Linked DNA regions of Homo sapiens: region 1 is linked to region 2. Evidence: chromatin loops called from intact Hi-C (ENCODE). Cell type or tissue: CD4-positive, alpha-beta T cell. All regions are shown on one strand. Links, peaks and the distances in the headings refer to the core of each region. The heading gives the core; the rest is flanking DNA.

The links. Peaks named below come from ENCODE experiments on the same cell type or tissue, not always from the same donor. Only the 100,000 strongest peaks of a DNase experiment are listed, where the experiment ranks them.
Region 1: it touches region 2 in a loop (22-fold over the local background); 5 of 110 quality-filtered maps call a loop at or near these places.

Annotation. Positions count from the first base shown.
Region 1 is chr15:95,290,872-95,293,793 of GRCh38, reverse strand. The region is part of intron 1 of LETR1 (lymphatic endothelial transcriptional regulator lncRNA 1); the gene reads left to right. Among named protein-coding and RNA genes, the nearest start is that of LETR1, 35 kb to the left of the region's middle. In CD4-positive, alpha-beta T cell, for the core only: CTCF peaks have their summits at 1,508 and 1,707 (motif pointing right); no DNase peak of the experiment used is centred there.
Region 2 is chr15:94,162,722-94,165,643 of GRCh38, reverse strand. No RefSeq gene overlaps it. Among named protein-coding and RNA genes, the nearest start is that of LINC01581, 56 kb to the right of the region's middle. In CD4-positive, alpha-beta T cell, for the core only: a CTCF peak has its summit at 1,247 (motif pointing left); a DNase peak (open chromatin) is centred at 1,233.

The sequences.
Region 1 (2,922 bases), core at 224-2,723, 1.1 Mb before region 2:
CTAATTAAACTCCCATGAGACTCAAGCTGCTTTGGAGTTGATCTTACTCAGAGAATGCTTTTCTCCTGTCCTCCCGCTCCTCACTCTCCTCTTCCTCCTCCCCTTCCAGTCTGTAGAGAGCTTCCCAGAACCCCACTCAAAATCTCAGTAATGTCAGCAGCCTCTCTCAAGCCACATGGCGAGGGTACAGAGCTAGACAGCAAGACAGCAAGATAAGAAGTGAGCGCCTCTCTGTCCCTCTGTGGACCTGTGGTTCCCTGGAGCAGTTTTTAAAGAAAGGCATAGACTGACATGGTTACAACCCAGTTGACATGTCTCACAATAAGAAAAGCTACCTAGTGTATGAATTGTTGTTTTGGACTATTCTTCTTGAGTAAAGCATTTGCCTTTTATACTGAAATAGATCAAACAATAGCAAGAATTCTGCTTTAAAAATACTATTGATTATTTGTTATCACTACAGCCATAGCATTCTTTTTGAACTAACTCTGACTGTGTCATTTGAATGCCAGCCAACACACCATTACAAGCCAGGTACTCACCCTGCAAAACCAGTCTGAAAAGAGAAGGCTGGCCAAAGGCTACTCAGATGTAGCCTGGTGGCAATGAGGGCTCTGGAAAATGTGTAGCTGTGACTAGAAATCAAATATGAGTGAGGAGAAAGCCTCTCTCTTTGTCCGAGGGAGTGATCACATGTTGACAGCTGGAATTTACATGGCTCCTTATTCAATAAACTAGCGCCTTCCCTGCATTCCAACATCAGCAACACAATAGTGGCACAGAAGCAAACTGACACATTACACATGGTCCAGCTGTCCCGCCTGTCCACTCTCCACGGATGCCTCCTCCTCCTCCTTCTCCTCCTCGGTCTGTCCCGTCTTCCTCCAACATGGGGTTTCACTTCTGCAAGATCTAAACACACACTCATTGGATGATGCCTATATCATGGGTGCTTGATTTTGTGTGCCTTCCAACACTTGCCTGCATGCAAGATATGAGTTCTACATTAAAGATGAATAACAAACAAGCAAGAACTCAGGATACGATAAAAACTCAAACAAATGTCTTCCACTTCATTGTCAGCTGAAAAAAAAGCTGTGCGTGATCAACGTTTCCCACATCAAAATCTTTCGGACATCACAAACCCTTACTTTGGGTGTGCGTGGTTTTCTTTATGAACTTGAACACAAAGGGAATGTGACCTGTGGAGTAGTAAGTGGTATAACTAGTGCAAATTGTTTTTATTACCTCCTGTACAAAAAATGGTCATCTGAAAAGAAATGTGAAGTTCCACAGTATCTGACAGTATACCATGCTTTCTCTGAATATATGTGTGTGTGTGTGTGTGTGTGTGTGTGTGTGTGTATAATATTATAATTTTGGCAACACCATGCACTTTTTGGTTAATAGCTTCTATTAAGAAGTCCCAAAATTTTCCCAGAAGGAATGTTGTATTAGGGACAATGTCTGTTTATAGTGGTGATGTATATTGTTTGGCAAAGCACAGCAGAGTACACAAAACATACATCAAATGACCCTGTGCCTCGTAAACCTGTCCATTCAGTCTAGAAATTTTCCTGCTTAAAATATACACTTTACAGATTATGACAAAACTCATCAGTAATTCCCACACTGCTCTATATCCTTAACATATGGAAAAGGAGGGAAAAAGGCATTACGTGTTATGAAGCAGCCATTAAACTTTAATCTCTACCACTAGGGGGCAGAATGCAGACTTTTCTAAACTGACTGCTAGGCAATCAACCATCACATCATTGTAACATTGAAGACACTTCAAAAAGACTCAGATGTTTAACTCTTGTGCTAGTGATCATACATTCATATTGGGCTGCAGGCCAAAAGAGAGAAGAAAAAAAATCCAGAGACTTGCGGCTGAAAAGCTATAAAGTGGTGAATTTTACCTTAGAGCAAAACCATCTTCAGTGACAAATTTCAAAGGCCATATGTATGTGATTTTCATGAAAAGCAGACGACCCTAAATTTCTTTGTTTAACTGGAAGCGATCTTCCTTACAGAACCAGCGGATTCTTTTTTCGTAATTCCCCTTGTTTATTGTGCTGTTAGAAAATTCACTTTCCTTTTTAGCGCTACAATCAGGATTCTAGAAATGCTATTTAATGCCAACGGGTATTTCATTAACACCGCCACCTCCAGCATCTTCAAGGATATCACCTCAGGCACAACGTTACTGATGGAGAATGTTTAGAGTATTCTGATAAAATAGGGTTCTTTCTTTTTCCTTTTTAAATTAAATCCTCCAACGCAACCTTTATTCTATGGTAACAGCCCGATGTTCCCTATCAAATTTTCCCAAGACAGGACATTACAGTTTTTCCCCTGTAATTAAAGCCACAAATGTCTAAAAATGATGAGTCAATAGGATTACAGACATTACTTCTCACAAAAAATTGAGTTTTGACTCACATGTCCTATTGAGGGGATTTGCGACTTAATAGCCACATATTTCAATTTACTTTTTAGGCCCTGTAACCACATAGTTGTAATATAGTTTAGACTATTGTAAAAGCTGAGAAACACACCCAAACCTAATCAGTGGCAGGTTTCCTAGGTTAATAAACTTAAGGAATAGTTTTGGGGTTATGGGCAGGGTTCACTTGTCAGCTAGACATTCTGAGAGTTTGCAAATTCAAATTCCAATACATTTGGTTTTTTTCAAAAAGGAGACGACTTTTGCTTAGTTCCTATTTTCATGAAATTGTGATCCCAGGAAAGCTGGAAAACCCAGTGAAGTGCTGGGTTTGACATTGTCCCTGCCCCCACCTGTGCTTTCTTTTAAAGCAAGGTGTTTCCTAAACAGAGATAGTGCCGAAAGGAGACACATATCGCTTTTTGCATCAGGAGTGTTACTTGATATGTATCAATATTTCCTGTCAGCGCCAA
Region 2 (2,922 bases), core at 132-2,631:
CACCACTCCCAAACTCCCCAGCCATTTCTGCATTTATGGTTTTGGGTGAGTCCTAAAAATTTGCCTTTACCATAAAAGGTTGATATGGCTGGCCTTGGGACCACATTTTGTAAATCACTGCAATGGCAGTAATTCTAAGCCTTGGTTGCGTCTTGAAAGCTGGAGAACTTTCAAAGATGCTCATGCCTGGGCTACATCCACAGAAGTTCTGGTTTCATTGGTCTGGGGTGGGGTCTGTTTATGAGGAGTTTCAAGAGCTTTCCGGGTGACCTAAATGTGTACAAGTTAAAGATAACTTACCTAGGATATATCAGAAGTAGTGTATTTTAGAAAAGAGCCATTCGATTATGAATTTAATAAATATGAATTGAGTACCTACCATCATTCCAGCCCTGTGCTATGTAATGGGAAAACAGATATAAATAAGAACGAAAGAGGAAGATTGCCACATTGATAGCTGCTAGAGTGACAGCCTGCCAATGAGCTTGTGCACAGAAGGCTGCTAAGATGGTTGGGATGTATGTGGAAGGCTGTGAAGTTCAAGTGAGAGAAGGTTTCACTAAGGAACTTGAACTGAGTTTTGAGGGATGAGTGAGCATGATGTTTTATGAGCAGAGAATAGGGGAAGGACATTTCAGAGAGAAGGCAGCCATAAGTGAAGGCCCGGAGTTGGGAATGGACACAGTATGTGTTCACGGGCTGCAGCCTGGTGTAGTGGTGCAGAACAGGGTAGGAGAAACAGGCTAAGATAGATTTCCATGCTTAGACTTATCCTATGGGATTTGACGGGGTATTTGAGGGTTTTAGGAGGAAAGTGATAGAAATAGATTTCATCAAGTACATCAAGAGGTAGGAAGATCTACCTGAGAAACATTCTCCAGATAAATGGGCACATAGAATAATCAGGACACCAGCTTCCCCCCGCCTTTAGCTAATCCGTCAACGTCTGATTAGAAGTGCAAGGAAAAGGGGGACGCATTTCTTTTCACTGCAAGTAGAGCTGTTTCAGACTTTGGGAATCTTGGGAGAAAAAGAGTAAATGCGGAGAGAGAAGACATCAGAGAGGAGAAGAAGGAGAAGGAAAGCGCAACAGAAATGACACTGTGATTCAAATCAGTTCAGAAACAGCAAATACAAATAAAAGAAGTGAAAAAAATTTCTCCAACTGCCCCTGATCCTCTGAAACCCTTTCCCAGTGAGGCCAAAGGCCACATACAGTAGCCTGCACTGCCCCCTGCAGGTAGAATACAGAAACGGCAATGATTGAATCTGGATTTTATTCTCAGCTTCGGAGAAAGCAGAGGTAACAAGAATGTGCCTTGTGTATCATCAATCTGCCCTCCAGCTAGGCCTGCGTATTACTTCTTTACTGTTTACGTTTAAGCCTAGTTTTTTTAATTACCATTTTTTTGTTTACATGTAAGCCTAGTTTTCTACTTACCATTTTTGTTGTTTACATTTAAGCCTAGTTTTTAATTACCATTTTTGTTGTTTACATTTAAGCCTAGTTTTTTAATTACCATTTTTTCACGGCTCTTTAAAAACACTTTTTTCCTCACATTTTACATCTGAAATTAGAATGTGTCTTGGAATCAGTTTAATTGACAAGTTTTTTTGTCTTTTCTTTATGATACATGACAGAGCATCTCACAACTGATGGCATCTTAGATTTGGCAATATTTATTTTGCATATGTCAAAGGTATGGCCTGGTGGAAGAGGAATGATGTTTTTGAGTAAGATACATCTGCTGTCACCTTGACTCTGATATCCCTTCTTACCTAAATTTTGGCTCTCCATTACTTACCAGCAATTTGATTTTCAGCAAGTTAATTATCTCTCTGAGTCTTGATTTCTTCGTCTTTAATGCTACTTACAAGATTTTGTACGAGTTAAATGAAATTCCATCTAAAGTCCTTGAACAGGCCTCACCTAGCCCATTAAAGTACCCAATAAATGACAGTTATTTCCAAATTTAAGTCTCAAAAAACAGATAGCTGTCCTGCTACTAACTGAGCGAAAAGCATTCAGACAAAACTACCCGCTCTTCATCCGAACCTGCTGTTGTATCCCAAATGCAATCTGTGTGGATTAATCCTTGGAATTTATGAGAGCTACTGCTGAGAGGCTTGCTTTATGTTGATCACAAAAGGCATGAGGGTTCAGATGAAGTCTGTGGGGGCATTTATTTTAAATGCACCTATTTGGATGCTTAAAGTCTTAAGCAGAACCCAGCTATCTTTGCCCACTATAATTCAAAGCCTCCTGTCTCCAAACGGTGTTAATTTTTTTTCCTGTGCCCTTAAAACTCTCCAGCTTGGTTTCTGCTTTATTCTGATAAACCTGGAAGTGCAGGGCCAAGCCTTTTAAGTAAAACTGCTTTTCCGGTATTTAAGGCGGTTGAACATAAATGAAATAGAAAATGACAATGATAACAGGTAATGCTATCGCTGCCTGCTGGATGCTGTTTGTAGCTCTCCCTAGCAATCACAGGATAAAATAAAGCCCATGTTGAAGGGCAGTTTCTCTAATTGCTGCCAAGGGATATGAGCAGCGTGGACTTGAAGCCTCTGTTAGCTCTGCAGGGGGCAGCTCTCAGGAGCACCTGGATGAAAATGGGGCTTATAAAGATGTTCCGAAGCAAGCTTTCATGTTTGCCAAGTGGCTGCCCCTTGAACTCCCTAATATTCCTTTTTTTTCCTTAAGTGATATGAAATCATACAGTTCAAGTTCTTAGCGTGAGTCCCAAGGAGAGAGAAGGAGCAATAGAAAGAGGAGGAAATCAAAGCTTTTCGTGGTGGCTGCTGCACGCTTTCTTGGTAGCATCATTGCATTTCTGAGGTTTATGGTGAGACAAGGAGCTGAAGGGGCACAGAAGGAGGTCTTCACATGCTTGTTCTGCCCAGGCCCTGCCCCTCTATGCC